2 separate regions of the Homo sapiens genome follow, and region 2 is linked to region 1. A link is a contact called in ENCODE Hi-C or POLR2A ChIA-PET data. All regions are on one chromosome and are shown on one strand. Each heading gives the region's core, a stretch centred on a gene start or an enhancer-like site at or near the end of the contact. The rest is flanking DNA. Distances are from core to core; before and after follow the strand shown.

Region 1 (4,789 bases), core at 936-3,435:
TGCCGCTGCCCAGGGTGCCGCAGGGAGCACGGGGCTACCAGGTGGCGGTTTGTCTCTGTGCTATACTTTCACGTCATGTTCCTCTAATTATTTCCTTGAGTTAATTTACATTTATCATAGTTACAATTCAGTGTGTTGTGCTCCTAATTTGCAGAAACGCTTCAGCAGCTCAGAATTGATCCATTAGCGCACAACGGTGTGATTAAGACAGTGGAATGATGGCGAGAATGCAGAATGAGCTCGCAATCGTAAATCAAGTGAGAGGTGTCTGTGTTGGTCCTGAGAGGAGAACCTCCTGAAAGATGACTTTCCACAAGTGGCCCAAACACACAAGCATGAGTTAAAATATAGCAAATCCATGTTTCTGAAAAATGGATTGCATCATAGCAGTGAACTCACCCCTTAGACCTTGCACTTCATTATCTGTTGTGAAGCTTTGTCAAACAGCCTCCTGAAGTGGAGGAACGCTTCATCTCTTTTTCAAGGAAAGTGTGGGGATCTCTCTGGCAAGGAAATCGCATTTCAAGCACAAAACCAGGCGTGCCCATGAAAATTGAGTAATTTCACTAATAAAGGCTGAAATGAGACAAAAACAACACCATTCAAAGTTGCTCTTTCTGTAGCGAAAGCAGAGGAGGTGAAGTGGCTGCTGAGGAGGTAGTGAAAGCAACCCCCAAATTAGTGCCAAATGTGATGCTCGGGGAGAAAACTAAAGGACCAGCAGAATCCTCTATCAAGTGGCACTCTGGCATATTGTCTGACAGCACGGACGTAGAATGTGGAAGAGCAATTCCTGGATATGTGCCTGTCAGCGGTCACTTCTCTTTACCCAGGAAAACGTCTGCTGCAAAGAGGGTGAATCAGGTCCTGACAGGTTCGGTATGAAGCATGATGGTTTTGAGGAAAGTGATTGTGATCACAGCTAGCATTTTGTGAGTACGTGCTTGGGCCAGGAAGTGCTAAAAGCACTTTGCAAGCATTCAGTAACATTTACTTCTATTTTATTTATGTATTTATTTAATACGGGATACTTTTATTATTTAGATTTTATAACTAACAAGCCAAGGGACATGGAGGCAGGCTACCTTGCCCACGGTGACACAGCTAGCTAGCAGTGGAGAGGTGCATGCCCTGCCAACTATCTCCATACACACGCTTAACCACCATGCCAAACAGCTTCTGGTCAAACCTGAGGGAGAAGTCCCTTTTTCTTCCTTGACTTTTGAAAGCCCATGTTTCAGGAAAAGAGGTTTTTCACAGAGTTAAGTTATGAGGATGATAATTTTCTGGTAGCCATGGTGTGGACTGGAAAAGGCATGTTCGAGTTGGTTCTTACAATGTGTCACCATCTAATTCCCTGTAGGGGCAACCATCAAATCCGTGCCTGGCTGGGCGTCGGGGCTCAGGCCTGTAATCCCAGCACTTTGAGTGGATCACTTGAGGTCAGGAGTTCGAGACCAGTTGGCCAACATAGTGAAATCTCGTCTGTACTAAAAATACAAAAATTAGCCTGGCGTGGTGGTGCATGCTTGTGCTTGTAATCCCAGCTACTTGGGAGGCTGAAGCGGGAGGATTGCTTGAACCCAGGAGGTGGAGGTTGCAGTGAGCCGAGATCACACCACTGCACTCCAGTCCGGATGACAGAGTGAGACTTGTCTCAAAAAAAAAAAAAAAAAAAAAAAAAAAAAATTCCATGCCCTAACTTTGCCTCACATCGAAGGAATTAACGTGAATCACTGACAGCAGGACGAAGCACAGCTGCTGAGGCGTCTGAATTCTCCCTGGGAGGTCACTGACAGGAGGCACCACATTCTCACGAAGAGATTTGAAACGAAACAGCACATAAACCTCTGCTTCTTGACACGGATAAAGTGAGTGGATATCCCTGCCAGATGTCCAGGGGCTCAAGGAGGATCCATTTAGTGTCTGTTTAGTACCAGGAAGGCCCCGGACCCGTTGTTTCAGGCCAGGAAAGTCACAGATGCCTCAAAAAGACCAAATCATAGAACTGCTGGGAAAAGCAGTTGAGGATCAGACACAAGGGATCACATCCACGAGCTGCCACCAAATGTGAACTATGTCCAGAGCTGAGCACAGTGAAAAAGCGGGTGAGGAGCCCATTTCCTGTTATCTTCCTTGCAGCCTGCTCTCCAGCATTTGACTGAGTCTGGCAGTGGCAGGATCCGTTTTCTGCAAGAAATCTGTCAAAAGTGACTGCCTCTTGTGTGATCTCAGCCTGTCTTTTCCAGAAGGAGCCATAGTGTGCTGCCTGCCGTTGTCAAAGGTCGGGAATTGTGAGATGGGATTTTCTAATTCAGTAGAAATGAGGAGCTGGAAAGAAAAGGAATCCACAACTCAATCTCTCTGGCCTTGGGGCCATAGCCAGCTTGATACAAATTTAATCTCTCAAACTTATAGGAAACAGTCATTATTATGACTTGTTTTTCAGTATCACCTTCACTTCAATTGCTTTTAAAAACTGTGATGAATTGGCCGGGTGCAGTGGCTCATGCCTGTAATCCCAGCACTTTGGGAGGCCAAGGCGGGCGGATCACCTGAGGTCAGGAGTTCAAGACCAGCCTGGCCAAAATGGTGAAACCCCGTGTCTACTAAAAATACAAAAAAATTAGCTGGGTGTGGTGGTGCACGCCTGTAGTCCCAGCTACTTGGGAGGCTGAGGCAGGAGAATTGCTTGAACCCAGGAAGCGGAGGTTGTATTGAGCCAAGATTGTGTGATTGCACTCCAGCCTGGGCAACAAGAGCAAAACGTCTTAAAAAAAAAAAAATTGTGATGACTCTCTAGGGAAAACAATTCCCTGAACTGTCTGGGCTGGGGGACCTTTCTGACTTTTCTCTCGACATGGAGTCTTCCCTTTGAGAGGTCACAGCCAGGCTGGTAGCCTCAGGGCAGGGTGGGAAGTGGTCCCCACATCTGGTTCTTTGCCAGAGCTCCCCATCTCCGTGGCTGGCACCACCACCCACTCAGCCGCTCTGCCTAGAGGTCATGCTTAACATTTCCCTCTCCCTCATCTTCTTTTCCTGATTTATCACCAAATCTTGAGGACTTTGCCTCTTCACAGTATCCAGTCTGCCTCTCTACCCCCATCTTCACCGCAGCCCCTCATCCCAGGCCCCATCTCCAGGCTGGACCATCCTGACAGCATCTTCTAGGACATGCTCTGAGCTCCCCCAGGCCCACTGCCATTCAATGGCCTGGGCGGCTGCTTCGAAGCACAAATGGGCGCCCTCCCTTCTCTCCTCTTGCCCTTGCCCTTGCCCTGCAGACCTCTCAGTGACAGCTCCTGCCCTGCCATGAGCTGTGTAACTCACCGAATCCCACAGCAAGCCCATCAGGGAGGCGGCTCTGTGTGGGCCGCCAGGGAAGCAGGTGCTGGTACAGGTTGCAGTCCCAGGAAGCAGGGCAAGGCAGGTCAGGAGGGAAGCCTGCCCAGAGAGTGTTACTGTTGCAGGGGGTGCCCAGCCCCTCCAGGGCCCTGTGGCTGTGTAGAAGGCACCTTGACAATAAGACGCAGGGCTGTTCTCCACTGACCCCAATCCCACAAGTTGAGGTTTGTCCCGAAGGGTGGTGACTCCCCTCCACGTCCAGGCTCCCCATGGGGGGAAGGCTGAGTAAGCTCCTGGCTTCAGAAAAAGCCTGAAAGCACAGAGGTGGGGACATTTGGAGGGCACTAGGGGCGGGGCATGGGCAGTGGCCTGGGTCCCGGCATTGGGGGTGCTCTGCTGAGCCTGGCAGGGTGAGCTGAGGGGGTGGCGTGGGGCCAAAACGGTCTCCTACACCAGAAGGTGGTGTCTCCATTTTGCAGATGTGGAAACAGAGGCACAGGGAGGCCAGTGGCTTGTACAGGCTCATGCTGTCGCTAAAGACCAACAACGTCCATTTGGTTGGCAGCATCTCTGCAAGAGCTGGTCCTGCTCAGAAGTGCTGAAGAGGCCAGGCATGGTGGCTCATACCTGTAATCTCAGCACTTTGGGAGGCCGAGGCAGGCAGATCGCTTGAGCCCTGGAGTTCAAGACAAGCCTGGGCAACATAGTGAGACCTCATCTCTACAAAAATAAATAAATAAATAAATGTAAATAAATTAGCCAGGCATCGTGGTACCCACCTGTCGTCTCAGCTACTTGGGAGGCCGAGGCAAGAGAATCGCTTGAGCATGAGAGGTTGAGGCTGCAGTGAGCTATGACCTTGCCTCTGCACTCCAGCCTGAGTGACAGAGACCCTGTCTCTAAAAAAAAAAGTCCTGAAGAGTTCACATCCCTGGAACACCCCTCATCCAGTGAGTGCTGAGGGTGGGGGATAGACACTGCCAGGGGTCCCTGAGGCACCAGCTCTCAAGGGACTCCCAGCGTCCCCAGCTTTTGGGATGAATGCAGAATATAAGCACGCGTATCTGCAGCCGAGACGTGGGTCCTCAACCACAGGAGACCCCACACGCTCAGTCACAGTCCCCAGTCCCTTGTGGCTCAGTCTTGTCCTTTTGTGTGTGGGACAAAGACCCAGGGAGCTGGCACTTTCAGCTCCTCTTCCATTCACTGTGTATGTCAGTAATAAACTGTCTCCAAGAGTGGTTTATTGTGTTCATACTGGCTGAATCTGACCATCAGACCTCAGCTTTGTCGAGCCTGCTGTGAACTTCTGAAGAGGCCCAAACTAAGCCAGCTTCTCATTTATTCCAACGTACACTAGAAAAAAATATAACTAGAGCCACACACCCTACACTAAGTCAAGCATTGAAGGTTTGTATGTTTCAGTGAATTTTGATTCGAAGGT
Region 2 (4,789 bases), core at 1,305-3,804, 45 kb before region 1:
GGCCTCGTTATTTCTCTCTAGGCTTATGGCGGAAAGCTAGGCATGGTGCTGCTGGCCATGGGGCAGGGTCCGAGCACCCTCCTTTAGCTGGCCTGTCCAGCCTCGCCTCTGATGCTGTCTCTGCTGTGCTATGGTGTAAGGAAGAAGCCAGAAGGCAGGCGATGTGGGTTCCAGCCCTAGTTCTGCCTGTTACTGGCTGTGTGGCTGTGGGCATGTTATGGTCCTCTCTGGCCTTGAGGTTGTCATTTGCCACCCTCTACACCAGCTGCCACTGGGGCATGGGGGAGGAGACAGAAGATGTTGGTGGGAGGCAGACCATGAGGCTCAAAAACATCAAGGGCACAGAGAGGTCAGTGGGGGCTGAACACATTAGCCAGGACTCCCAGCAGCAGGAAACTCACCAGTCCAGCCTGCTCTGCTGACAGGACGTCCCTCCAGATGTCCAGAGGAAGTTCCAGAGGAAGTCTGCCAGCTTCATCTCCCGAGCCTCCATTTCCTCATCCGTAAAGTGGGTAGGGCTGTGGCAAAAGTTCCATGGCATGAGGTGCGAAGAGTGCTCACCTAGGCCGGCACATCATGGGCTCTCTGGGGACATGGACCATTTTCTCCTCCTCCCGAGGCAGGCCAAGCTCCAGGAAGCAGAAGACCTTCCAATGTGGGAGGAGAGGGTACTCAAGGGGTAGCCCAGTAGGGCTGAAGGTCTTCCCCGGTGCCCTGTGCAAACATGGGGGCAGGTGGGTGGTGCATGGCAGACCTGGTGTTCCTGGACATGGAGGCAGCCCATGGCCACAGCTGTGCTGAGACTCAGGCCACTCAGTTCATCCCTCTGCATCCCTCTCCCCCTCCTCCCTAAAGCCCTGCAAACCTGCCTTCGTGGCCCTTTTCTTCCCTGATGAGGCTTTGGAATGAGCTGCTTTTTTTAGCCTCTCCAATCAGGCCGGCATCGTGCTTGGCTATTGTTAGCATCTCAGCTCGACGCCTCCTTCAGAAAGTGATGAGATCATCCTCCCAGAGGTCCACGGTCACCTTTCCACAAGGCTCAGCAACGTGCAGACCTCTCCTCCCATCCCCTACCCTGGTCCCAGGACAGGGACAGTGACAGCACTGAGAAGAGGAGTCAGGGACTGAACTAGGAGCAGGAAGGGAACTGGGAGTGAATGATCAAGGAGAATCTACTGTGGGCTCCGGACAGCGTCCTCTCTGCCCGCCAGCAACCCTTCCTTGCCTCTGGGGCCAGCACTTTGTTTTTCCCTCAAGGAGCCAGCTCACCTTCTGTGTCATGCTGTACTGACCCCCACGCCTTACCAGCCCATCATGCACGGTGTTCCCCTCTGGTTCAGTGATTGGATCCCAAGCAGGATGTGTAACCATCCATTCTCCTCTTTAAACAGAACCTGTTTTGTTGGAGTGAAAGTTTGCCCCCTTAAAAATAGGTGTTACCAGGTTCCCTTGCAGCTAGGAGTGGCCATGGACATAAGAGGAAGTCTGCCAGTTTAATTTCCCATAAAAGGGGATGGTCTCAGGGGCACACACCCTTCTTCCTGCCTGGAATGTGGATCTGATGCCCAGAGCAGGAGCAGCCACATTGCAACCATGAGGATAAAAGGTGCAAAGACTGGACTTTCTGACAAAGATGGTGGCACAGATGCACACATGTACATTTGCCTCTTCTTGAACCCTCACTAAAATGATGGTAAAGATCACTTTACGGACATTACCCTCAAGCAGAAAGAGAAAAGGGGAGGAGGCCCAAGCACCAACATTTTGGAGACTGGAAACCTGGTGGATGAGCCGTAACCCACTAGGTGAGCTTGAGAAGCTGAAACATGGCCGGCCAGCAGCATGCAAAGATGAGAAGCAACAATGGGCTGGGAGGATGGAGATGCCAGATATTTCTGGAGGGGAGTGAAGGAGGATTGTTTCAAACAACAGCAGTTAGTCTTCCTCTCACGGGAGGGACAGAGACAGAGACAGCTATCCACTCCCACTGCTTACACAACTGGGAGATTGCCCCTCCCTGAGCCTGGCAGAAACCCCAAGATTTATTATCAAGAAAGGGTCTGGCAGAGGCCTCTGGACTGGGGGATGCCACTCCAAAAGCAGGGCATGTACTGAGTATTGGAGACCCCCGCCTCTTTCTCCTTGCAGCCCCCGGAAAACCGGCAGCCAGGCCTCACGTGCAGCAGGGGGGAGCTGGGGGATCATTTTGGTTGGGGTCAGTTCCACTGACCTTCCTAGTGGAAATCCTCACACTCTGACCCCCAGTGACCCCCCGGGGAAGCAATCCGCCAGATCACCTGCAGTGGAGACCGCAGTCAGAAAACGCTACCCAAGGGCTCAGCACTTCCAATCAGCTTCTTTGTTTTTTAAATGAAGTAGACATTTAAATGACGTTTATATTCAGTGAAGTGCACAGATCTTAGCACAGTTTGATGAATTTTGGCAAACTTACTCCCATGTCACACGCCTCCCTCAAGGTAGAGGACATTTCTGCCAGCTGGAAAATCTCTCACCAGGTCACCCTCCCATCTGATCCCCGTCTCCATCGCCTGTCCTCCCCATCCCCTGCAGGCCGTGCTGTTCCGATTTCTATCAGCATAGAGGAGCCCTGTCTGTTCTAGAAGTTCATATAGATGACATCACACAGCACATACTCTTCTATATCAGGCTTTGTCACCTAGTAGAATGTTTTTGAGAGTCATCCATGTATTGCAGGCCTCAGGGGTTTGCTCCTTTCTGTGGTTAAATGATCTTCCATGGTTTAGAATGGAATATTTATCCACTCTCCTCTTGACGGACATTTGAGTTCTTAATAGTTCTTGGCTATCACAAATAAAAGTGCTATGAACATTCTTGTACAAGTTTTTATGTGGACATGTGCTTGCTTTTTTTTTTAATTGAATAAATAACTAGACATAGAATTGTTTGGTCACAGCAATTTTGTTTAACTTTACGGGAAATTGCCATATTGATTTTTAAAGCAATTGTACCATTTCACATTCTTACCAACAATGTATGCATTCTAGTTGCTCCGTATCTTTGTCAACACTTGTTAGGGTCTTTAAATTTTAGCCATTCTGGTGGATATGTAGTGGTATCTTGCTGTGACTAAAATGTGTACTCCCCTCCCCCAATGACTAATGGTGTTGAAGATGATTTTTATGTACTTATTTGCCATTTATGTATCTTTTTTGGTGAAGTGTTTGTTTAAATCTTTGTCCCATTTTTGGGAACTTTTAATTTTTTTTTTTTTTTCCAGACAGAGTTTTGCTCTTGTCACCCAGGCTGGAGTGCAATGGCGTGATCTTTGCTCACTGCAACCCCCACCTCCCAGGTTCAAGTGATTCTTCTGCCTCAGCCTCCTGAATAGCTGGGATTACAAGCATGCACCACCACGCCCAGCTAGATTTTTGTATTTTTAGTACAGAGGGGATTTCACTATGTTGGCCAGGCTGGTCTAGAACTCCTGACCTCAGGTGATCCGCCCTCCTCAGGCTCCCAAAGTGCTGGGATTACAGGCGTGAGCCACCCCGCCCAGCCGGATTTTTAAAATTATTGAGTTGTAAGAGTTCTTTTATTTTTTTTAACCTCTGAACTTTTTATTGGCCTCCTGCTCTCTAAAGGGTACCCTGCTTCTGCTGCCTTAATGTCTCAGAACTTTGGTGTCGTTGGTCTCAGACACCACTTTGCCATCCACTCTCTGGTGGGTGGTGGTCTTTGGAATGGTTTGCATGGAGTTGCTGCTGTCCAGGGCATCTCCAAGATTGAAGTCCTTGCCATCTTCCAGCAGGTGGCAGTAGGTGGCGATCTCAGCCTCCAGCTTGACCTTGATGTTCAGCAGGGCCTCATACTCCTGGGCCTGGCACTGTCCCTTTGCCTGGGTCTGTGCCAGCTCTGACCCCAGGTGCAGCAGGATCCCGTTGAGCTGCTCCATCTGCAAGGTGTAGCAGGCCTTCACCTCCCTCACGCTGTTCTCCAAACTGGCTTTCAGATTTCTCATGGAGTTCAGGTTGATCTCCAAGGACTGGACTGTACATCTCAGCTCTGTGAGCGTCATCTCAGCAGCTCCAGCCTTGGCAGACTGCGTGGTGACCACTGTGGTGCTCTCCTCAATCTGCTGAGACAAGTACTTGTCCAGCTCCTCTCCGTTCTTCCAAGCCAGCTCGTCATATTGGGCCCGGATGGCTGCCATGATCTTGGCGAGGTGCTGAGATTTGGGGATCTACCTCCATGGTCAACCCAGAGCTAGCAATCTGGGCTTGTAGGCCTTTTACTTCCTCTTCGTGGTTCTTCTTCATGAAGAGCAGCTCCTCCTTGAGAGCCTTGATCTCTGTCTCCAGCTGCAGCCGAGTGACGTTGGTGTCATCATTGACCTTACAGAGTCCATGGATGTTGCTCTCCACAGACTGGCACATGGCCAGCTCTGTCTCATACTTGACTCTAAAGTCATCAGCAGCAAGATGGGTGTTGTTGATCTGCAGAACAATGCAGGCATTGTCTACAGTAATTGCCAAGCTCTGAGCCCTCTGGTTCCTGATGGTCTTGAAGTAATGGCTCCAGTCTCTGACCTGGGGTCCCTTCTTCTCCAGGTGCTCCCAGATTTTGCTCTCCAGCTTCCGGTTCTTGGTCTCCAGGTGCCTCACTCTGTCCGGGTAGGAGGCCAGCAGTCGTTCAGGCTTTGCATGGTCTCCTCGTTCTGGATGCCTCCCATTCCTGCCAGACCCCAGTCATCCCCGCGGCCAGGCCTCCGGACTCCATGCTGCCCCGGAAGCTCGTGGAGCAGGACACG

The links. Hi-C counts contacts between places; a loop is a spot of excess contacts on that map. ChIA-PET counts read pairs that join two places held with the same protein, here RNA polymerase II (POLR2A). Pooled maps may share reads with other maps.
Region 2: a map of heart left ventricle shows a loop between it and region 1 (1.9-fold over the local background). The contact joins the promoter of LINC00207 here to the enhancer-like site in region 1. A Hi-C loop is called at or near these places in 1 of 168 maps with a recorded cell type or tissue (heart left ventricle) and 2 of 50 pooled maps. POLR2A ChIA-PET finds 5 or more read pairs at or near these places in 4 of 52 experiments (MCF 10A, PC-9, SK-N-SH and 1 more).

The regions. Positions count from the first base shown.
Region 1 is chr22:44,521,652-44,526,440 of GRCh38, reverse strand. No RefSeq gene overlaps it. Among named protein-coding and RNA genes, the nearest start is that of RTL6, 26 kb to the right of the region's middle. Within about 2 kb of position 2,185, at least 8 of the 41 ENCODE cell types and tissues checked have a DNase peak (open chromatin) inside an H3K27ac peak, as active enhancers do.
Region 2 is chr22:44,567,105-44,571,893 of GRCh38, reverse strand. LINC00207 (long intergenic non-protein coding RNA 207) reads right to left here and starts at 2,554. Exons shown (of 4, transcript NR_028411.1): 1 at 2,453-2,554; 2 at 1,306-1,394; 3 at 402-518. It also overlaps the pseudogene KRT18P23.